Regions from separate parts of the Mus musculus genome. Here all the other regions are linked to region 3. Evidence: chromatin loops called from intact Hi-C (ENCODE). Cell type or tissue: gastrocnemius. All regions are shown on one strand. Region 1 holds the start of Gm46174 (a long non-coding RNA gene). Region 2 overlaps Desi2 (desumoylating isopeptidase 2). Region 3 overlaps Catspere2 (cation channel sperm associated auxiliary subunit epsilon 2).

Region 1 (8,000 bases), 160 kb before region 3:
AATATGCGCCAGCCATGACTGCTTCCTGCTTCCTCCCACCAGAATGGTGAAGTGCTCTTGCCCATCTGGGACCTTAAGGCTAAATAAACCCTTCCTCCTATAAGGTGTCCTGGTCATGTCTTCTTATTTCAGCCATAGAAAAGTAACGAAAAAGTAAGTAAAAAGTCAGGGCCAGCTGGTGAGATGCCTCAGCAGGTAAAGGTCTTCATTGCCAAACCCAATGACTTGAATTCAATACGCAGGACCCACCCACATGGTGGAGAAAGAGAACACAGCACCCTCTCCCTGCACACAATATGTCACGTGTGCATCCAACACACAAAAGAAAACATAACTAAAAACGTGATGTGTGACACAGTGATATGAAGTGCCTGTATTGGCTTGGACTTCAAGGTATGTCCTGGAACTCACTCTGTAGACCAGGCTGGCCTCAAACTCAGAAATCCGCCTGCCTCTGCCTCCCAAGTACCTGGATCAAAGGTGTGCACCACCCCTGCCCTGTGTAATGTACTAGTATCTGTACTAATGTACAGTGTCTGTTTGCTCTTTGATGGACTCACACATGCAAGCAATACATTCCGATGATGTGCACCTTCAACGTCCTCCTCCCACCCCTACTTGGGAACCTCAACTCTTCTGTTTCTCCCCAGTCCCCCCAGTAGGGGCCTCCTGAAAGATCCTGACAGAATGTAAAAGGTCACAGAAGCCCTGAAATTGGCAAAATAGATTTCATTGCTAGCAGAACTAGCTTCACTGATTTAGAAAAATAGAGGTGCACAATGCTCTGGCCCGCTCCTTGAGCCCGTGTGTCTGCCAATGTTTTGATCCTTCCTTGAACCCATGCATGTGCCCACTGATGAAGCCCATTGCCAGGTGTTTGTGATATTGGTTGCTGGGATAGAGTCGGAAAATCTCCCCAGCAACCACAGCCGGGCCAATCCGGAGTTGCTACACCTGCACCAGACTCTTTCCTTGTACCCCTCCCATACCCATTTCTTGAGAATAGACATTGTTTAGATCTGGAAATCCCCTACTCCCCCCCCTTCTCCTTTCCCCCCTGAGGGCCTATAAAAACTGAGACCCCTTTCCCCTTGAGGTCGACTCCTCTACCCCTGTGTGGGATATGAGTCGTCCCCAGAGCTCTGGCTTTCCCCAATAAAGCCTCATGTGGTTTGCATCAAGCTTGGTCTCTTGTGAGGCTTGGGTGTCCGCTATTGTCCTGAGGTCTGAGCAAGGGGCTCCTCTTGGAGTCTTTCACTCCCACTTCCTATCCTCTCCTTAATTTTAATTAATTACATGATTTTTGGTTTTCTGAGAAAAGGCTTCTTCTCTGTGTAGCCCTGGCTGTCCTAGAACTCAGTCTGTACACCAGACTAGCCTTGAACTCAAGAAACCTACCTGCCTCTGCCTCTTGCTGAGATTAAAGGCTTGCGACACCGCTGCCCGGCCTTATTTTTACTTTTTTAAAAATAATAGTCCAGCTGGTCGTGGTGGCACACGCCTTTAATCCCAGCACTTGGGAGGCAGAGGCAGGCAAATTTCTGAGTTTGAGGCCAGCCTGGTCTACAGAGTGAGTTCCAGGACAGCCAGAGCTATACAGAAAAACTCTGTCTCAAACAACAACAACAACAAAATAATAATAATAATCCACTAGGTCCAATCATGCTGCCTGTTGGAATATTGGCTGATCTTGTCACCTTGGTCTTGGTTACAATAAGCTCATAAGTGCAGTAGGTCTGTTCACAGCAGTGCTGTCTACTCCCCAACTCTTACCTTCTTCCTTCCTCCTCTTCTGCGATGTTTCTAATCCCAGGGGTGGAGTGGGGGTGGGTGCATCTTGATATAGAAGTCCCATTTAGGGATAAACACTCAAAAGACTTTTTTTCTTAGCCTTTCGGTCAGTTATGAGTCTTGCATTAACTACTGACCACTGCAGAGAGAATTTCACTGGCCAAAGCCAAGGATAGCGCCAGTCTATTGGTATAAGTATAAATATTTCAGAAGCATTTGACATCATGTCATGTAGTAAAACAGTAGTCGTAGTTTCTTTCTAGCCATGGACTTAAAAAAAGGATGTATCTTAATTATGTGAATACACGTGTGTTGGACTGATTCTGTATATATGTGTACAAGGTCCAAAGAGACCAGAAGATGGGAGAAGATGCCCTGGAGCTAGAGTTATGGGTAGGCAAGACACCTGATGTGCTGCTGCAAACTGAAATGAGGTCTCCACAAGTGTATCACATTACTGTTGAGCCATTTCTCCAGCCCCAAGCCATGGGTTTTGGACCAGCTTTACAACTCTGGGCCTGAATTCCTTCCTGTGGAATAGTCCTTTCTGCCACTCTGCCTCTCTGCTTCTGCCTCTCTGCCTCTCTGCCTCTCTCTGCCTCTCTGCCTCTCTCTACCTCTCTGCTTCTGCCTCTGCCTCTCTGCCTCTGCCTCTCTGCCTCTCTCTGCCTCTGCCTCTGCAATGCTGGAATCTTTTCTTCTTCCTTCTCCTTTTCTTCCCCTTCCTCCTCCTCCTCCTCCTCCTCCTCCTCCTCCTCCTCCTCCTCCTCCTCCTCCTCCTCCCCCCCCTCCTCCTCCTCCTCCTTCTCCTCCTCCTCCTTCGTTTTTCAATAGGGATTCTCTCTGTAGCCTTCTTGGCCTTAAACTAGAGATGTGCTCGCCTTTGCCTCCTGAGGGCCAGGATTAAAGATGTGCACTGCCCCCCCCCCCGAAAACTCTTCCTATTTTAAAGTTATATATTTAAATTATCTTACAAAATAGTAGTGGGATTCCATAGAGTTTGGAGTTTGTTGGTGTCTTGTTTTATTTTTGTTTTGAGACAGAGTCTTGGCTGTGTGGCCCTGGCTGACTTTGAACTCACAGAAGCCTGCCTGCCTCTGTATCGCAGGTGTATACAGGGCTTTTCTACAGCCTGAGCTCTTGTCCACTCTCCTAGCCCCTCCTCTACTCTTTATAGTAGTTAATTTTATTCCAAGAAAAAAAATGCATATGGAAGTCACTTCTGTTATAGGAGTCTTGTTTTGCCTATTTCACCACCAGGTGGCGCCACAGCACACTTACCCGTTGCTGCTTAGATGGACTTCCTCCTAATTTACTAAATGGGGCAAGTTCAGTTACTTAAAAACAAAGAACTTGTATTTAGTTGCATCATGAAACCCTAAACATCCTAGAGAATGTAATGAAGACTAAAAATAAATAAACATATTGGTCTGGTGTAGGGGGAAACATTGGAAAACTGGAGAAATGGAAGGGGGGGGGGTCATCTCACTGTTGCTTTATGAAGTTCACTTACACCAGGAAGATGTGTAGTTTTCTTTGCAATGATCCTTTCCCAGAGACTCCATCATGGTTTTCAAATGTTATTGATTGAAAATTTTAAGGCACTGTGTGGTATCACAAGCCTTTAATCCCAACGCTAACAATGAAAAGGCAGGCAGATCAGTATGAGTTCAAGGTCAGCTCAGTCTACATATAGAGTTCCAAGCCAGCCAGGACTACATGGTGAGATGCTATCCCTAAAACAAACAAACAAACAAACAAACAAACAAACAATAAAATCTCTTGGACAATGTTTTTTTGGATCACTAAAGTGTGGGGGTTTAACTCAGAAGAGAGTCCTGAGATAGAGGGTACAGACAAGTTCTGCTAGTCTTCTGTGGAGATTAAAAAAAAATCCTTTCATGAACAGAGATGTACAGGGCAATTTAGGGTCAAGGGTCAAATGAGTTTTCAGGCTGTGAGTGCTGTGCTCCAGGCTCTGAGATGGACAGAGGCTTAAGAAGCCTCCTGTGATCCTCAGCCACAGAAGCCAAGCTGTGGTTCAGGCCAGTGACAGCCCTGGCAGAGCCCCTGGAGGCTAATTTGGGCCTTTCATTCTCATGGAGCCTCCAGTAGGCATATGACAGCAGTTTTGCTGTGGAATGGTCACTGGGATCGTGGAGAACATACCAAAAAGACCAGAGAGAGTGGGGAAAAGAGACCAGTTTTCACCTTGAACACTTGACGTGTCATTTAGAGGCTTGTCTGAGCTTCCCACGGTGTGAGTAAGCATCAGCAAAGGTGAATGACTGAGAGGACAGACGATCCACTCTGGGATGGGTCTACTGCGGGGAACACTGCACACTTGATGCACATGTGCAACCTTGTGTCCACAGCTGTGCTGGCTGTGGGATTGCAAAAGGACTCTTGGCCTGGTGAGCAAACCTGCTCATTTGGTTTCAAGGGAATTTGTTAGTACTACAACATGGGAGAAGAGAGACAGGTAATTTGTGTCAGGGTAGGCAGGGGAAGTGAGAGCATGCGCGTGCGTGTGTGTGTGTGTGTGTGTGTGTGTGTGTGTGTGTGTGTATTATGAGGGAACAGGGATGTAGCTATAACCCCACCTCATCATCTAAGAATGGGTTCAATGTCCATTGGAACAATTTGAATTTGCCCTCCAAGGCTGTCCTTTCATGGAGATTGGCTGACCTCACACCAGGTAGCTCTCACCTGCTTGGGTGTTGACTGAACTCCCCCCCGCCACACACACACACCCCTCCTATGATGTATCTCTGATCACAAAAGACGCCCTCTGTACTGTACTGTCTCAGTGTGACACCCCTTCAAGCTGGTGCCCAACAAGCTAGTGTGGGATTGGCTGTTGTTGACTGTGTGGTGGCTAAACTTGGTAATCAACCTGACAGGATTTAGATACCATTTAGCAGCCCTGTGAATGCTACATCCACTCCAGTAGTGACTCGAGTGACAGGCCTAGAAACCTGGATGCAGTCCCAAGGTGAAAAGTTCACAGAAACTTAGCCTCCTGGAACCTTGGCATTCCCATAGCATGTATGCTCCAAACCTGTCCCTGTGTTAGTCTGGTGTATGGATCTGTGTGCTCTCTTTCAGTACTGTTTTATTATAAGTGCCTTTAAGGATTGATTTTGACATATAGCTAAGCCTCCACCAGTGTTCCAATGTCCTAGGAAGTCCTTGAGCCGACCCTGAGCTTGGAATTCAGTAAGAATGTTACCTATTCAGAAACATTCAAATTTACCTCTAGTAGAGACAGTGAAAGTAATCAGGCATTACAATTTACTTGAATAGAGCTAGAAAGCCTAGAGCTAGTCTACATCATAATTACTTAGAACAACAGCCGTGTCACACCCATACACAGGAATGCACAATGGCCTAGGAAGAAGGTGGGTTGTGGTTTTAGGAGGAACTGTAGTATTACTCATGAAAGGGTTAGTAGAAGGGAATTCCCCTGGTGCAGGTTTTTTTTCACTAGGCCCTGAGGAATAGCATAATCAGGTATTTATTTACTAAGGGACCCCTGGTGGTGGGTTTAACAATAGATTATCATTGAATCAGACCACTCACCTGGCTCCTGTGTTTAGCTGATCTTAATTAAGGGTCGTTCCTATTCTCAGTTGTAAACATGGCCTGGCTGCCACTAGCTTTTTATGTATGCATTTTCTTTGTTTTGTGTCGATGTACCTTGGTGAATGTGTTCACCTAGCTTTCGTGTTTTTCTTCTGTATTAAAAGTCTAGTGCATAGCCGGGCTTGGTGGCGCACACCTTTAATCCCAGTACTCAGGAGGCAGAGACAGGCGAATTTCTGAGTTCAAGGCCAGCCTGGTCTATAAAGTGAGTTCCAGGACAGTCAGGGCTATACAGAGAAACCCTGCCTCCAAAAACCAAAAACAAACAAACAAACAAACAAACAAACAAAAAAGTCTGGTTCTTGATTGGAAAAAACCCAAAACATTCAGAAACACACTCTCTCTGTGTTGGTGTCTGTTTGTCATCCATGCCAACTCCTTGCTCGCCTGTAACCAGAATTCCGAGTTTTCCTGCAGATCGAGGACCAGACTGAGGTCCGTCTGCAGCACCTGAAGGCATTCCAGAAGGGTTTAACTGAGGAAGGAAGACCCACTCTAAAGAGTAGGCAGCACCATCCCACCACCTGGGGTCCCAGACAAAATAAAAAGGAGGCGCTGAACTGAGCACCAATGTTCATCTCTGTTTCCTGACTGTAGATGGAGATGCCCACCTACACCCCCTCCTGCCATTATAGACTGGGCCCTTAAAATGCCAGCCAAAGTAAAACCAACCAGCCTTTCTCCCTCCCTCCCTCCCTCCCTCCCTTCCCTCCCTCCCTCCCTCCCTCCCTTCCTTCCTTCCTTCCTTCCTTCCTTCCTTCCACCTTCCTCCTTCTTTCTTTCTTTCTTTCTTTCTTTCTTTCTTTCTTTCTTTCTTTCTTTTTTCTTTTTTTTGTGAATGTAAAACATTTAATTTAAAAATGTTGAACACTACAATATATAAAATAGCTATTATAAATGCACATAGTGTATTCTATAGCTGCCAGGTTTACTTTTTATTTTTAAAGGAAACTGTTACACTGTGGCTAAAACTTGTATCTTCAACCTTTGAAAAAGCCCACATTCTATCACAGTGATGTATGGTTAAACACTTGGATCAAGTCATAACCAGTTTTATTGCAAAAGGACCCTGTACACATTTATCAATTCTAGTACCTTAATAGCTACCCAACAAGTCATTAACATACAGAAACATGCACCATGAAAAGCAAGAAGTATCACCCATCCCTTCTGCGTATTAGCAACTTGTCACTCCTGAGCCACAGTGCTCACATCACTGAGGTCTGTGAACAGTCAGTCACTCTTTCCATTCATCCTGAGTGAAAGATGGAATGACTTACGTACAAATGCAACATATTATAAACAATTTCTTACAAAAAAAGTCACAAATTAAACCAAAGTATTTTACAGAATTTACTACAAAATGCCATAAAAACCGCCTCAACTTAAGCTGCCCCCCCCCCCCCCGGATCCGGCGAGCCAACTGGATTGTCTTTGGGCATGATGGTGACTCACTTGGCGTGGATGGCACACAGATTGGTATCTTCAAACAACCCCACCAGGTATGCTTCGCTAGCCTCCTGAAGGGCACCGATGGCTGCACTTTGAAACCTCAAGTCAGTTTTGAAATCCTGGGCGATCTCCCTCACCAATCTCTGGAATGGCAGCTTCCGGATGAGCAGCTCAGTCGATTTCTGGTAACGAAGGATCTCTCTCAGAGCCACGGTCCCTGGCCTGTAGCGGTGAGGCTTCTTCACCCTGCCGGTAGAGGGCGCGCTTTTCCGAGCCGCCTTAGTGGCCAGCTGTTTGGGGGGGGGGGGGCTTTCCCACCGGTGGACTTCCTAGCGGTCTGCTTGGTTCGGGCCATTTTTTTTTCACCCAAAGCCGAGTCTGGGGCCCTTGCTGAGACCGAGGCGATGCTGGAAGCGCTCGAACAATAGCCGCAATCAGCTTTCTTTAGCCATTTAGTCAGTGATGAAGAAAGTCACCAACACTTGGTATAACCAATACTGGATCATGGGAGGTTCCCTAACCTCTCTTGGGTTTAGGTTCAGTTCACTGATCTGTAGAAATAGGAATTATTTTCTGCCGGGTGTGGTGGCATATGCCTTTAATCCCAGCATTTGGGAGGCAGAGGCAGGCGGATTTCTGAGTTCGAGGCCAGCCTGGTCTACAGAGTGAGTTCCAGGACAGCCAGGGCTATACAGAGAAACCCTGTCTCGAAAAACAAACAAACAAAACAAAACCAAACCAAAACAACAAAAAAAGGAATTATTTTCTATCAAATTACTAAAGTGTTCTGTTGTGGATAACCCTGGTGCTGTTTGTATTTCAAATTTCCTGGATTCACCACTGGAGGATTTAGATTTATTAGGGCTTGCAAGATTAGGATTCTAGATGATGCGCCCAGTGACTGAGTTACCCTTGATTCTGAACTAAGTTTGTGTGGTGTTTTCCTTCACATGGCAGCTTGACTAGGTTCCAGAGAGAAAGGTATGACGGCAAAGTGTGGGTTTGCCAGAAATGCACCCCAAAAGGCTGTGGGGATTTTGAAGCATGGGGCTGGTGTGGAGTGACCCACCAGTGGGAACGTAGCGAGCTGGGTGGAGAGATTTTAGAGTGCT
Region 2 (8,000 bases), 100 kb before region 3:
AAAGAGTGGACAAACCTTGTTAGATCATAAAATTACTATTCATTTACTTGATAACACTTAATTTTAGAGAAAAACTTAAATTAGTGGAGGTAAATACTGAGCTAGGTACAAAGGGCCAATGGAGGAGAAAGGCAAAGGTTCAGGTTGGAGGTGCAGCAGAGGTTAATGGGACATGAACATAAGCACACAGGCTCAACCGCTGAAAGGAGATGGGGAAAGCCTTCCAGTCAGCACAGTTTGCCTCCGTTCCCCAGAAATCTGGGCTGCTACTTGTCGCTTGTGCACTCCTTGATAGCTAATGTGTTGGCCCAGGGGCTGAGCACAAGAGTAATTATTGTTTGAGTAAGGGAAACAGTGAATACAAGACATGGTACAGACGGGGCTGGCCACATTCCTGCAGAGCAGATCGAACTCTTGGATTGTACAAATAACCCCTTCCCAGCACAAAATACAGAACAGTGTTGTCTCTTAGAGGTCAGAAAGAACTATAAAACATTTCTTATAAAAGTAGTTTTTAATAAATTGATGTATTTCAATGTTGTAACATGATAGTCCAATTCTATATCAAGGTAGCAAAAGTGAAGGTTCCTGGTGTTTTATAAACACTGTGAATGACAGTACACTTGCATTCAACTTCACAGAAATTCTCTTCAGATCCATGAAGATTTGTTGACAGCTGTCCCACTTGTTGACAGTGGAGATGTGTGTGAATAGACTGAGCAGACAATGAAAGTCTAACAATCAAGCTACACTCTCAAACCATACCGGCAAGAATAAGATGTAATGAGAGGATGGCTAACTGCTGAAAAACTAACTTTTAACATTAGTCATTTAAAAAGAAAACATAGCATACACCAAAGCTATAGTAAATATATAATGGAGCCATAAGACAACACATGGGTTAGAGCTGTGAAGCAGTGAACATGGTTCTACCCGACTTATGATGGAAGAAGCCATGGAAACAGAGTCCTGCAGCTGTCTGCAGTGCTTAATCTACACACACACACACACACACACACACACACACACACACACACACACACACACACGGCTATCAATGGACTAACCCTGGAATTCCCTGCTCTGTAAGATGCTGGTGATGGTAGGTATGCTATTGCTGTGAAGCAGAGCAATAGTTGGCCGGAGTTCAGGCCTGGAGGTGCTCTAGGACAGTCACCACTTTCTACAGCCTCACAAGTCACACTTCTAAAGCCAATGCCACCAATGAGGATTTAAAAAGCCCAAGCATATTTAAAACAAGCACCAGAAACCAACTATCTGATCTATTACTGCTATTATTGTTCAAACACCTACCAGAAGAAACAGTTTCACTTGGTTACAACTACAAAATATGTAAACTCATGTAAATTCATGACTGGAGTTCTGACTTGTGGTTTTTCTTATGAGTTCATGTGGAGAACTCATTGTTACCTTCTGAGGGCAAGAAAAGCAAAGTTAATTAATCCATTGCTAATCTACACTGTGGAGAAGGTTGGTCTCACTAAAGAGATTTTCTTCCTTCCAACCTCAGGGACACCAAAGTGCAAGGAATCTTGTGTCCTGACTCTCAGGTGACCTGCACATGAGCTGTTTATTTCCTAGAAGACTTTTACATTTCTTCAAACGTCAAATGTCCCAGTCAGGCATGAGAACAGCAAGTCACTTGTGTGCTGAGCTGCTGAAATGAGGGTAAGCACAGAGATGTACCTGGCTATTTACCCAGAAGTGTCTAACTGAGGGGCCACTCCCTTGGGTCAAAACATTTATATCTCAATGGATTAGAAAACACCATGATCCACACTATTAATAAAACAACAACAACAACAAAAACCCAAGTCAACTGTACCAAGCATCTCTTTCTTACCAAGCTGGGCTGAGGGCTTGGGCTCTCGTGGTGACACCTCTTGGGGAGCATTAGTGTTTTGTCCTAAGTCTCATTTTCAGACCTGAACTAAGTTGACTCTTCATAAAGACCACATATTCTGTCTTGCTGCACCGTTCCTGAAACAAATGCTCTGCCCCACCCGGCACGGGTAGAGTAACTTGCAGCAGCTTTCTTCTCTGGAAACAGAACAGTCAAACAGTACAAAGTGACTTCGTTTTCCTCAGGCCAGTGTTAAATAACTCAAGGTTTACTTTCCCTATAAAGAGGGTGTGCTTACGTTAAAAAGTATCAATCAAAATCAGCTCATGGAAAAATTAAAGATGAAATTTACTCAAAGACATGTATCTTCACACAGAGAATGTGACTCTCACACTAATCACGTATCTAAAGCTGCAGTCAGTACCTTGGATGTTCCTATGTTGTATCCACTACTTACACAGGACACTCACTCTTAAGGCAGAACATTGATTGTGACATGTAATGATTGGTTCTACATCCAAGGGTCAACTGGGGTTGGACTCTAACAGATGACTTCCTCACTAAGACTTCTCTGTAGCACAACCTCATTCCCAAGAGTATGTTATGTAAGAGAGATACATTTGAGAACATAAAAAAATGAATTTAAGACACACAAAAGTATAATTTTCAACAAGATATCAATGAAAATAGAATCTCTATTATGAGGTGCGGCTACTCCCATCATGAACTAAGAAACTCCAATAAGCCATTTCTGATACGGTGTACACAAACTATTAAAGAATTACCTTTGGGGTGTGTTTTAGATTCTAGGTTTCAATATCCAGTACAAAAGGTAGCCTGGCTAGTTTAAAAAGCAGTTCAGTGTCAGCTTGTACTGCTGCTCAGGAAGCTAGGTTAGGATACTCCCACCCCACCAAAATATCCTGTACAGGGAGGAGTTAGAATGTATTAAAATAAAATGAAGCCCCTCTCCTAACACATGTGCAAAAACACTCATCAGTTATAAGAGTATCTTCATTAAAGAATCAGAGGCATCAAGCCAGGCAGATACAAGAGTACCACCCTGCTGAGGTGGGCATATCTGGGGTGAGACCAGCTGCTCCACGGGCACCTTGGGAAATGTGCTACTCAGAATGGGAAGAAGGGTGTGGAGAGGAACTGACCAGGACCCAAGCCCTCTGGCTGTGTGTGTGCTCCTTCATGTCAGGCCAGTTTGGATTCCGGTATCTGGGTGCCAACATTGGTAACAAAACAAATACAGATCTCCGGGACAGCTTGTAAGCAGCGATGAGGACTGCGGCTGTGGAAGCCTTTCCTTGTGCCTACTACCTATGCTGTAGCTCTGGCAACTGTCAGGAAGTGTACAAAGATCATCTGCCTAATATTTGAAGATGAGGATATTCTTCTTTCATGGTGGCAGAAGTCCATGCAAGATTTGTAAACAGTGGTACAAAATACTGTAAACGTAATTTAACAGAGCTCGTATAAAACAGAGGAAGTGAATCCAAATTTACAAGTGGGTTAAAAAGAAAAGAAAAGAGGGCAGCTTCATACAAAGTTCTCCCTCCTGCGCCAAGCTATTTTTCTTCTTTTTTGTTTTTTTGTTTTTGATTACAAATATAATCCTGAGCTGAAAAACTGGGATTTGGGGGAGAGCCATCTTTGCATACAAAATATCCAAAGGACATTTAACTCTATTTTCTTTTTCTCTAGTGATACTCAACTGCCAGAGACAGTTCTGAAGGCCTGACTTCAGAGGTCTTATAGTTTAGTGTGACGCCCAGTTCTGGCACCAGCTGCAGCACTTGCCATGGCACTGGATGCGGCTGCATCCTCTGCTTCTTCTAGTTCATCCTGGAGTTCTTGGCTGACACTAGACTGAAGTGCAGCAGGAGTGAGCCACTCCTTTGGCAGGCAACTCTGTAGAAAGGGTATACAGGAGCTGAAGTAGGCCAGCCGGTTGATCCAGCGAGGAATCTCTTTCCCACAGAGAATCTAAGGAGGACAGAGCTCTGTATTAGGAAAAAGAGATCAATGCTGATGGTACTATTAAAGGGAGGGGGAGATGGAGGGGGAGGAGGAGGGGGTGGCTGTAGAGAAAATATACTGCAGACCAGCTTGCCCTGAGAAGCAGACTACTCCAGTCTGCTGAGAAGCAGTGCCTTAACTCAGGAGCCGGACACTACCAAGCCCCAATCCTTTCTTTCAGCCATGTACTTTTTACATTTGTGAAGTCAAGCCAATTCCCCTTGGTTTCTGTCTGTCTTGGATCATTGAGCTACTTTGAAACATGTAAAATTACTTTTAAACAAACAGAAGGAAAGAGGCTTGCTAGTACAGGTGTTATTAGAGTAGAGAAGCCTCATGCTGTTAGAAGAGTCAGTCTTTGGTATCTTCTTGTTAATTCTTTTCCCAGGTTCTTTCATACTTTCTTCCATTTCTACCACCCCACTTTCCCTTCAGCTGCATTCTGTCTTTGCTTTCAACCATGACCCATTTGTTTCAAGGAAGCTCATATGGTTCAGAAAGAAGAGTCGACAAATGAAGACAAGCTCCATAATATCCTGACAGAAGAGGGACTATGGTCAGGACAAGGCATGGAGGCCTAGCTAGCCTTTGGCCTGAGGACTCTAGGGGGTACAAGTGGGTGCCAGCTGGAATTCTTCTTGGCTGATAATCTGCTGCATTTCTCTGCCCACTTCTTATTCTTACAGGTCCTTAGGACTGGGGAGTCTTGTCCCTCTTATTTCAGAGAGTGAGAGGCAGTTCAATTACAATGTTGACTTTACCCTCTTATCATCTACACACACACACACACACACACACACACACACACACACACACACACAAATGGGCTCAACTGAATCCATGCTCCACTGCCAGAGTCTTGTCCCTCTTATTTCAGAGAGTGAGAGGCAGTTCAGTTACAATGTTGACTTTACCCTCTTATCATCTACACACACACACACACACACACACACACACACACACACACAAATGGGCTCAACTGAATCCATGCTCCACTGCCACTTTGATGGTTTGTCTCTAGTCATACTAAAGATTATGATCATGAGATATGAAACTACTGTTTTTAAAATATTTGAAACTATTAGAGGTTTCAAAGTTTCTTACTTTGGTTGTCAAAGAGGTAGTTGACATTTAAAAAGCTGGCAATTGTGCAACACTTTCCCTAAGATTCAGCAGCATTCCTTAATCCTTTTTCTCTTTTAGCTAAAAGGAAAATCAGGTGGCTTCACTTATGGACAGGTAATATGTTCTCTGATTACTCAGCACCTATCAGATTCCCTAAAACTTTAGTGCGAACTACCATGTGGGTGCTGAGAATTGAATTTTGGTCCCCTTGAAAGAGCAGCTACTCATCTTAACTCCTAAGAGTTAAAAACTCTGGGTCAAATCCCATTAGTAGGGTATTTAACATTGTAACCGGATTTAAAAAAAAAAATGAAATAGACTATTACTAGTGAGGTAACTGTGATATTTATCTTCTGTGCATTTGTAAAAACAGGGTCATAACATTTTTTTTTTTTACTATGGCTATCAGATAGTATTTAGTTTATACTGTGGGATGCATAATGTTGTCAACTGGACCAACCACCAAACAAAGGTTTGTGAGGGATTATCTAGCAGGTTAGATCATTAAGGTGAGAAGACATATCCTCAATGTGTACAGCACCACTCATGTGCTGGAAAGCCAGACACTGCACAAAAAGGTGAAAGAAAACTCAGCACCAGGGTTTATCATTTTCTGCTTCTTGACTGTACATGCAGGACAACTGTGGTCCAAGAAAGCAGGCTGCCTCCTGAGCTGGCAGCAGAACCTGGTAATATGATCCACATAAAACTGGTTCCTCAGGCATAAGATGTATAATTGTGTGGATCATGGTGTCTTATTCTATGGTTTTATAAAACTGACGAGGACAGGCAATGTATGGCAGGGCAGAAGACCCTGAGAGGCCAACCTGTATGAAGCTCGGAAGGTGAACCCTAGTTTGCAGTAGAGACCCCAGTTAGTTGGAGATGCCAGAATCATGGCTGTTTGCTAAGGAAAGCTGCATGCATGAAGTGAGATAATATATGTGCTGAGGCAACAGAGCTGGGAGAGTGGAAATATCCAAGCCTCCAAGCCCTTAAGGTCACAAATGGGTCCAACAGGAGCCCCAAATGGCAGAAATAGTGCTATGGAATTTGGTGTTTTCCTTGATGGTTTTTGGTCTTTGCTTTGGTTCTGATTTTTTTTTTTTTTAGTTTTTTTCAAGACAGGGTTTTTCTGTGTAGCCCTGGCTGTCCTGGAACTTACTCTGTAGACCAGGTTGGCCTCAAACTCAAAAATTCTCCTGTCTCTGCCTCCCAAGTGTTGGGATTAAGGTATGCGCCACCATGCCCGGCTGGTTCCGATCATTTCTTGTTATGCTCCATTTTAAATTAGAATGCTTACTCTGAGCTGCCCCATTGTATGCTTAAGTAGGCAACTTAATTTTATGTGAAAAGAGCTCACAGTTAAGAGATCAGAGTTACACTTTTAACAGTGTTGGAACTACTAAAGACTATATATAGGGACTTTTGAAGTTGTACTTAATGCATTTTGTGTTATGAAATGCTGTGAGCTTCTTGAGACAAGGAATCTGAGTATCAATACAATAAGGAATAAACAAATGAAAATTAATATTGTCAACTTTATAAGACAAATAGAAGATAAGCAAACAGATAAACCTCTAGGCCTGTCTTTGAGGGGTTGTTTAGGTTAGGTTACTGGGGTAGGAAGAACCCCCTCTCCCAATGTGGACAGCACAATTCATGAACTGGGCTCTAGGATATCTTAGAAAGGAGAAAGTGAGCCGAGCACCAGGGTGCACTTCTCGCTCCTTTACTATGGATGTAATGTAATCAGCAGCCCCAGGTTCCGGCTGCCATGCATCCCTTGCCAGGAGGGACTTGCACTTGAACTAAACTATAAATCAAAATAAATTCTAATTTCATTTACTGATTGAATGATTAATTGACCGAGTCTCTCTAAATAGTCTTGGCTAGCCTGGAACTCACTATATAGACCAGGCTCGCCTCAAACTCACAGAGATCCCCCTGCCTCTGCCTTCTGAAGCCAGCAGTAAGAAATTATATACTGCTGCTGAATGACCTCTAGGATGTAAACGGCCCCCTTATCTGGGGTTTTATGGTTGTAGTTTCAGTTCTAATTTGTCAACTTTAGTCCAAAGAATGCTTTTAAGAGGGGTTGCATCATGCTGGGCCTGGTGGCACATGCCTTTAATCCCAATATTGGGGGGGAGAGGCAGAGACAGGCAGATCTCTGTGAGTTCAAAGCCACCCTGTCAAAAAAAAAAAAAAAAAAAAACCAACAGAAAACAATGACTCTATCTGTATAACTACCTGTATAGCATTATGATGTTGTTTTGTTGTTGTTAAATTTCATTGCAGATGTGTAATGGTTTGAATGAGAAATGTTCCTTATAGTCTTGAGCACTTGAATACTTAGTCCTATTGGTGGTAGTGTTTAGCAAGGCTCAGGAGGTGTGGCCTTCTGGAGGAACTATGCCATAAGGGGTGGGTTTAGAGCTTAACGCCTCACCTACTCCCAATGTGCTTTTTCCTGCTTGGAGTTTGTGGTTCAAGATGTGAGCTTGTAGCATCCAGTTCCTGTCATCATGCCAGCTTCTTGCTGCCATGTTTCCCTACCACAACGGACTCTTACTCTCTGGAACCGTAAGCCAAATAAGCCCGTCCTTCTAAGCTTCCACAATCATTGTGTTTTATCACACTAACAGAAAAGAAACTAAAACATCATGGATACAAAAAAATACAATAAAAGCCAGGTATGATAGATGACTTTTAATCCCAGCACTCAGGAGGCAGAGGCAGACAGATCTCTGAGTTCAAGGCCATCCTGGTCTACAGAGAAAGTTCCAGGACAAACAGGGCTACACAGAGAAACTGTGTTGAAAAACTGAAAAAAAAAAAAAGTTTCATCGTGTTACGGTTTGAATCTTAAACATTCCCCCAAGGTTCGGGCACTAAGTGCGGTTGCTAGGGCATTACTGAAAGGTCCAGCACTTAGCAGTGAGGTTGTGGGTGGTAGGGATGCCTTTTGGCAGATCCCTCC
Region 3 (8,000 bases):
CATAAGAAACAGTCCAGGAGTAGGACTGCCAAGAGGGGTACAGCAGTGTGGGTGAGCTTAGGCACATGTTTAATACACGTTGCATTGTCCTGGGTCTTTGCATTGTTCACAGGGTCAGACATGATCAGAACCTGACTTTTAGTATCATGGTTTTAGGAATCTTTGTTTGCTTGCTTGTTGGTTTTTTTGGTTTAGTTCTTTGTTTGGTTGGTTTTTTTTTTTTTTTTTTTTTTTTTTTTTTTTTTTTTTTTTTTTTTTTTTTGAGAAAATGTTTTCTGTGTAACCCTGGCTGTTCTGGAACTCCATCTGTAGACCAGGCTGGCCCTGAACTCATATTTACCTGCCTCTACCTCTCTGAGTACTGGGATTCTAGGATTAAAGGCATGTGCCATCATGCCTACCTTATGATGTTAAGAATCCAACCCTGGGCACTCGGCAAGAGCTCTACCACTGAAACCAAATGGCTCATCTGTTTGTTTGAGATAAAGGTAGCCTAAGGTTAGCCTACAACTTGATATGTTGCTATATTTTGAACTGGTCTACCTTTCTCCATCTCCTAAGTGCTGAGATTCCAGGTGTGTCCTATCCTGCCCAATTGAAAGTTTGATTCTGGGTCATACAAAGCCCAACTCAGTTCTCCCAGGTTACTCTCCTTGAAGCATGAACTTGGAGGTCAGGCTTTTTCATGACAGCTCCTTGAAGTTCCTCCTCTGGACTGTTTCTTTCAGCTCTCAACCAGTCCATCCTCAGCTGCTGCTGTCATGAACTAAGGGGACAGGAAGAATGGAGGTCCATGGGAGAATGGTAGAATTTCTGCTCACTTTGCAGTCACAAGAGCCAGGCATGGACTCACCGAGGTGATTATGGGAAATGTAGTTCTTGTGAAGTTTTACTTCTCAGCAATGCCTCTATGCAATGAATGGAAGGGTTGTCTTCTGGGCTCTACACACATGTACTCTGGTGCTTGCACACCCCCATACAAATGTACAGACATACACAGTTTGTTGTAGTCATCTTCGTCATTGTCATCTCCCCTTCTTCTTCGTCTTCGTCTTCTTCTTCTTCTCTCCTCCTTCTGCTTCTTCTTCCTCCTCCTCCATTTTCTTTCTTCTCCTTCTCCTCCTCCTTCTCCTCCTCTTTTATTCCTTCTCCTCCTCCTCATTCATTCTCCTCTTTCTCATTTATTCTTGTCATACATTGTCTTCCTCCTCCTTCTCCTCTTCTTCTACCTCTTCCTCTTCTTCCTCTTTCTCTTTTTTTCTTCCTCTTTTTCATCTTTTTTGTTTGTTTGTTTTTGTTTTTGAGACAAGTTTTCTCTATGGAGCTCTGGCTGTCCTGGAACTCACTCTGTAGACTGGGCTGTTCTTGAACACAGAGGTCTACCAGCCTCTGTCTCCCAATGTGCTGTTATTAAAGGTGTGCACCACCACTACTCAGCAACAAGTACTTTAATGATGAATCAATGGGGATGAAAGTCTTTCATCCTGGTTGTAGAACAATTACAGGAATCTCTGACATGATGGATTTATTTAGTTATGTAATTGAAAGACGCTGCCTTCTGAGAGTGGTAAAGTGTAATTCAGTTCTTGTTGGCTTCTAGGTGATTGCTATATTCAGATAAATAATCTCCAATAAGAAAAAAATGTCACATCGAAAGGAGTCACTCTTTCTTTGAGCCTGTGATCTCAAGGAAATCTTAGGAAATCCTTCTGTTAACTTCTAGAAGGCTCTATCTCCATGGGAAGGCTTAAAGACATAAATGCCCACAGTGGCTGGAAAGAATAATTACAAAAGGCAGAATAGTGGGGTGAACCAGGAGATCCAGATCGGCTGGTCTTGGAGGTTAGAAGGAAGGGAGAGGGCAGAGACACAGAGGCTGAGGCTAGTACAGTAAAACGGTGCAAAGGTACAGAGGAAGATGAAATCTGGAGAGCACCCATTTCATAGAGCACCAATGTCTTAAAGCCAAAAGCAAACCCATAATGAAACACTCAACACAGTTAAGATAGACAAGAAAATGCTCATTTAGGACTGACTGAGTGGCCTTCCCATCACACTATTTTATTTTTCCTGACCTTTCTTTCGTCTGTTTTATAGACAGCAGCTTCTTCTTTTTCAGAGATGCATCTCAGAAGTCACTGGCTTTAATATAGAGTGGGCTTTCTTTACTACTTATGGCTTGGTTTCACTTCCCTTAGATAATTTACATACAAATTAAAAATCAAAAGGATACCTTTAATTGTGTGTTTAATAAGTTCGGTTTAAATTCAAAGATGTCCTACCTGCTCCATCGTAGAATTAAAGGTGTAGTCATTCCTGCCATGGATTTCCCACAAGATAAAATTTGCGTCAACTATTTTAATAAATCCATTTTCATCATACCTGAAACAACAAACACAAAAATGACAGCTTAGTGTCAAATAGAGGGCCTGCAGCTTGCAAGTCTCATGGTCTTAAGTGTAAATCTTTTTTTGTTGACTTATTTTTGAGATAGTATCTCAAAGTGCCCAGGTAGGCTTCAAGCTTACTATGAAGTGAAGGAGCCCTTGAGATCCTGGTTCTCTATCTCTACTTCCCAAGTGCTGGGATCACACGAACGTGCCATTCCTGGTGGTTGAATCCTGTCTTATCGTTTCTTAGCCTCTGACCCCAGGGAAGTTACTGGAACTCCCCGATTCTTACAGATATTGATCTGTGATTTGATTGTATCTGATTGCTAGGTCTACTTCCCCCAACTGAATGAAATAAATGAGCCTTGTTTTGAGACAGGATCTCAATGCAGCCGCTGCTCATTTTGAACCTTGGAGTTCACTTTGGAGCCCAGGCTGGACTTGAACTCCTGCTCTTGGCGTGTACACCTCCCGAGTGCCAAGATTACAGGTGTGCACCACTAGGTCCAGCCCCATGGAGTAAATTTTATTCAAAACAAAAACCTAACAATAGAGAAGACGTAGAATGTGAACCTTAAGTCTTCTCCATTGCCCTAACGACCACATATTGATAAAATGGGACTGGTGGGGTCCTGATGACATGCAAAAGGGGATGGGAGAGGTGGAAAGACAAAGCAAGGGTCTCATGGTGTCATTAAATCACAAGTCATGTCGTGGACAGTGAGACCACAGGGTTATGTACTGAAGGTTGGACTTCCTACCTGCTTCCTAGGTGGGGCCAGCTGGAATATGGACTGAATCTTGTAGTCAGCAGCCAAAAGAGCTGAGGTAAGGCAGGGAAGACTCTCCACAGCAACAGTAGACATAGCCACCCTCCCGCATGGAGAGGGTACTCCCTCGTGATACTGGCACAGGACACATTAGCCACACAAAGCTGAGAGCAGTTCCCTTAGACCCATGCAGTTTTGAAAGAAAGCTGGTACTTATATGAAGATTTTTTTTTTTGCTATTTAATAATAGATAGATAGAGGCTTGAGAGCAAAGATATAGTTGCTATTAATAACTGTTCACCTTTGCATTGTAGAACTTAAATGGTTACACTACTGCCTCCTCTCCGCACCTCCCTCTCCTGGCTTCCTGCTCTCTCTTCCTTTCTCCTTGCCCCTCTTCTCATTTTAGAGTCTCATAGTTCAGGCTGGCAGGCCTCAGACTCACTGTGTAGCTGAGAAGGGCCTTGAATTTTGGAACGCCCTGTCCCTACTTTCCAGACTCCTTATTGCTCACATATCTGAATGAAATTGTCCCACTCATTGGGTGGGAATTTCCCTGGAGACTCAGATTGTAGTGTCCAGTTTTTGCTTCTAGGCTCCTCCTGATTCTTGAACTGTACCTTCACTTTCAAATGACAATTTGTCTCTTGAAAGCTCTGTGTTGGTTTACAAAAACCACAAGATCCTTGTTTTAGCTGTTCCTTAACAATACTAAATCCTTGTCTTGAATACCTTGAAAATTCTAGATCCTCGTCCTGTTCCTCGCTCAGATCTCTGATTTACTTCAAAGCTATTGGAGCCAGGTTTCAGTCTGGGTAAGGTATGCTGGTCTCCAAACGCTGTTAGCACAACTGGTCATTGTCCAATTCTCTCAAAGTGCGGAGGAAAGCTTCAGTGTTAAAAACAATTCCTGGGAGACCATTTCTGCTTCTGCGTTAACTAGTTTTGTGAAACCATGAAGAGCTCAGAAGCTCAGTTCTCAAACAGGCATGCTGAGGAGGGAGTGGCTTGGTGTCTGAGTCAGGGAGAACCACAGAAAATTAAAGACAACAAAACAAAGAAAACACCCTCACTCGAGTGCTCTGGACTCTTGCCACAGAAGAAGCCAGGACACTCACAAGTTTGTAGTTTGAGGTGGAAACAGGAGTTTGATTGCATCTTAAGTTATCAATAGAATTCTTGATTTCCTAAGAGCTAGGGTGGCGGTGGGGGGGGGGGGGGTTGAAAAGGAATGGCTGAGCAGGAAAAGACACTGCTTTGGAGCCTGATGACCTGAGTTTGACCCCTGCAACCCAGGAAGTGGAAGGAGAGAACAGGGTCTGAAAGAGGTCTGACAACTTAACTTCCCCCTCCAATAAATGTTAAGGTTTGGTTTTGTTTCTTTCCTTTTCTAAAGAATTGAGTGTAAAAATGCTTAAGGACAAAAGGGTCACTAGGAGAATTTGTGAAGGCCCACAGTGCCCTCTTGTGGAAAAAGCATGCATTGCATGATATGTCATTTTAGAGTTTTGCTTCACTGTGAATAAGTGCCAGAGAGACTTCCTTCCATGGGCTTATTTTAATACATTTTCGTTAGGGTTGACTAGAATTCTAATTAAATCCGAGAATGCAGGAATGTCACTAATTGGCATCTAGATTCGCTACTGTTGGTAATTTTCCTATGGAAATCCTACTTTGGGAATTGAGGAGCCCTCCTTACTGATCTCTTGGAGGATCCCTTCTGTTAACTCGTTCTTCTATTAGCTATGTTTAGAGCAGCATAAAAGCTGGACAAGGGAAGAATCTCACAGTGTGCACAGTAGCTGCTGTTTCATCAAGAGGGCCCTTTTTGCTGCTCCATTCTTTACTGAATGCACGTTTGCATGATGATTTAGGACAGGGGGTGTCATGGTTGATACTGGTTGCCACCTTGCCAGGAAGTAGAATCATCCAAGAACAAGGCTCTGTGCACATCTGTGAGGGGTTAGTTTAGATTAGTTAACTCATCTCCAAGCATGCCTGTGAAGGATTTTCTTGGTCACCACCCGAAGGTGGGCAGTAAGTAACTTCCTCCAGTGACACAGACTTAAGGACACCCAAGAAGGAAACATTTTCCTTTTCACCTCTTAGCCTTTGTGTCTTGGGGGTGTGTTCATTGGCCTTATTTGCTCTACTGGTGAGCTGCCTCTGCCTTCCTTCGCTGACATCAGAACTAAGCTGCTTCAGCCTTCTGGTGTGGAGTGAATCCTCCGTGTCTTTACTTATAGACTTGGATTGCAAGGCATCCGGTCTCTGGGCCTGTGCAGCTTCTGGGTTCTCATGCTCTGTAGTGTGAAGACAGCCACTGCCAGACTACCCAGGCCTTATAGTGTATGCAATTACCCCTCTTTCAACATATATATTCATTATGTGCACTCTGTTTCTCAGACTCTAATGTGAGGGGACTCTAATAGAGACAGGAGAGATGATATGGGAGAAAGAGACCATCCAGGAACAGTGTTCTCAGTTAGTGAAGGGGATACTTCATCAAGGCTGTGCTGGCTAGATTTTATGCAATTAGTTCAGACTAGGTTCATTTTAGTAGAGGGAGTCTCCATTGGACAAATGCAGCCACCAGATTAGTCTTTGGATAAGCCTACAGTACATTTTCTTGATTGATAATTGAGATAGGATGGCCCAGCTAACTGTGGGCAGTGCTGGTGATCCTCTTTTTTTTTTTTTTTTTTTTTTTTTTTTTTTTTAACTTACCAGGCATGTATACACTTTATTTTACTTTTGGTGAGACTTTTTGGAAAATTACACTTTCAAAGAACCAGCCTTACAATTAGATATTCTTTCCAAAAATAAAGCCCAGTATCTAAGTTGTGAAAAGTCACAGAACTCGTTGAAAGCATGTGGTGTTGTCAGCCGTAGGCCATGCTCAAGCCAGGCTCTCACCACAGATGACTCTGACTGACTGGGGAGATGAACCCATGCCCAACACTCCCTCCAGTGTTGGCCATTGTCTTATTGCTGAATTACACATAATTCTTTTTCTTTGGCAACATCGCTAGCTAACACCAAGGGCAGGGTAAAGGCTTGGGTTGTCAGCACTGGGAGCACTGTGGCTGCTCCTCTGCGGGTCCCAGGACGGCTGGGGTAGGAAAGTGCACCACACCTAACACACGACAAAGGGCCTGGCTGCTCACAACCTACACACGAGTGTAGAGTCAGTTACTCAGCGTCACCAGTGATGACCAGTGTCAGCTCCTTCCTTTCCACATCTGTGAGAAAGGAGAAGTTGACGTGGGAAAGTGAACATCCAGATATCCATCAACTCTTCAGAACTGCTTCCTACGAATTCAAAACGACCTAAACTTTACCAGAATTTTAAGTGAATTCTCATTATACTACCACCAAAACTTGCACTTAGAAAACACTGATAACTTAACATATTTAAACTGCTGTTTCATGTACTGAGCCCACGTTAAAGGCCTGCCATGATACTGCTGAGGAAGCTCACTCTAGAAGTTTCACCACACTTTTCCCTCCATAGACAGAATCACCCACTTAAGAGACTTCCTTCCACCCAAAATGTCACTCCAAGTTCAAAGTGAACTAAAGTAGGTGTGGCAGAAAGTGCAATCGGAAGCATGTTCACACAACAATAGAGCAAGCACATATACAAACACTGTATGCAAATGCGAGTGAGTGTAAGAAACAACATCCCTGTGGACAAACTTATATACAGCTGTTTACAACTTCAAACTAGTACAACTGGGAACGTCTACAGAAGCCACAATAAACTCAGATGCACACTCAGAACAGTCTCACCAACTGGTTGCCCAGGAGCTCCTTAGCAGAGTGGGGCTGCTTAAGAAATGCTCTCTTCCTGATCAATCATGTCTGTTTTAACTGAAAACACGTCTGCCAGCATGTGCTTAGGAATCTCGGAACCCCGGACTTTAAGGGCATAGCAAGCATTCTCCACTTTGGCCAGGCTCTGTTTCAAGGTGTATAGCTTCTTAGAGACCTCATAGGCCCCAGTGTTGCCAATGAACGATCATAAACCTGGCCCTGGCGTAAAAACTGGCTCACTTCAAAGGGGGTGTCGATGTCCCCGTTCCCCACACTGTTAATACACATCCGCATCAACTCTCCAGTTAGGTCGGCCACGCCCAGCAGGTAGTCAACAGGGGTGAGCTTCAGTCTCCATGTAACCAGCTGCTTCTCTTGTCCGTCCACGGGAGGCAGTCATCTTAGTCAGGCTGCAGTGGATTTCCTTATTATTTTATGTGTATGCATATTGTGCGTTCATGTATGTCTGTGAACCAGGTTCATGCCTAGAGCAGTCTTGCTCTCTTTCCCACTGTCTTCTGCTGTAAATGCCAACTGCTTGTTAATCTCTTCCATACTGATCAATGAACGAGTTTTGATGAAGTGTTGAAAAGAGACAGCCTCCACATATTCCTGCAGTCCTGTGGTGACGGCTCAATGGAACTGGTGCATGTCTTCCCCCGACAGGTCTTGGGCTACCTGCAGGATCTTCTGTCTGACACCATCCAGCTTACTTTCTGATTCAGTCAGTATCTCCCTCCATATCAGGAGTACTTGTAATCCTATGGAGAAGAAAAATTGTGCTCTTACTTTCCACAGTAATATCCCGGCTTAGCTTCACAAGTCTCTCATATTTGTCGTGCCTGGTGTCCAGCTCCTGCTGAAGTGATTTGAAGGCCAGCATCACCGGCGAAGACAAACTGGCATCCTTCTCCTCTCTCCTTTGGTTATGTGGGAAGGCGTTATGTTTCATCTTCCTGAACCCTCCTGGTCCTTCTTTGCCGTTCATGGCCGCGGGGCCTCGGCTTGCACGCACAGGGATCGC

What was found. A loop is a pair of places that touch in the nucleus more often than their neighbours do. Peaks named below come from ENCODE experiments on the same cell type or tissue, not always from the same donor. Only the 100,000 strongest peaks of a DNase experiment are listed, where the experiment ranks them.
Region 1: it touches region 3 in a loop (11-fold over the local background); 26 of 42 quality-filtered maps call a loop at or near these places.
Region 2: a loop joins it to region 3, with 4 times the contacts of the local background. A loop is called at or near these places in 15 of 42 quality-filtered maps.

What each region holds. Positions count from the first base shown.
Region 1 is chr1:178,298,639-178,306,638 of GRCm38, reverse strand. It overlaps Gm46174 (a long non-coding RNA gene), which reads left to right and starts at 6,261. Exons shown (of 3, transcript XR_001779565.2): 1 at 6,261-8,000. It overlaps LOC115487370 (a long non-coding RNA gene), which reads left to right. Exons shown (of 2, transcript XR_003948789.1): 2 at 1-103. In gastrocnemius, a CTCF peak has its summit at 3,044 (motif pointing right); a DNase peak (open chromatin) is centred at 3,049.
Region 2 is chr1:178,245,094-178,253,093 of GRCm38, reverse strand. It overlaps Desi2 (desumoylating isopeptidase 2), which reads right to left. Exons shown (of 5, transcript NM_024282.3): 5 at 496-3,859. The coding sequence ends at 3,626. Among named protein-coding and RNA genes, the nearest start is that of Gm46174, 51 kb to the left of the region's middle. In gastrocnemius, no CTCF peak of the experiment used is centred here; a DNase peak (open chromatin) is centred at 3,751.
Region 3 is chr1:178,143,265-178,151,264 of GRCm38, reverse strand. Catspere2 (cation channel sperm associated auxiliary subunit epsilon 2) reads right to left here. Exons shown (of 23, transcript NM_001368822.1): 19 at 2,283-2,382. It also overlaps the pseudogene Gm8010. Among named protein-coding and RNA genes, the nearest start is that of Desi2, 40 kb to the left of the region's middle. In gastrocnemius, a CTCF peak has its summit at 4,665 (motif pointing left); no DNase peak of the experiment used is centred here; H3K27ac peaks cover 591 bases.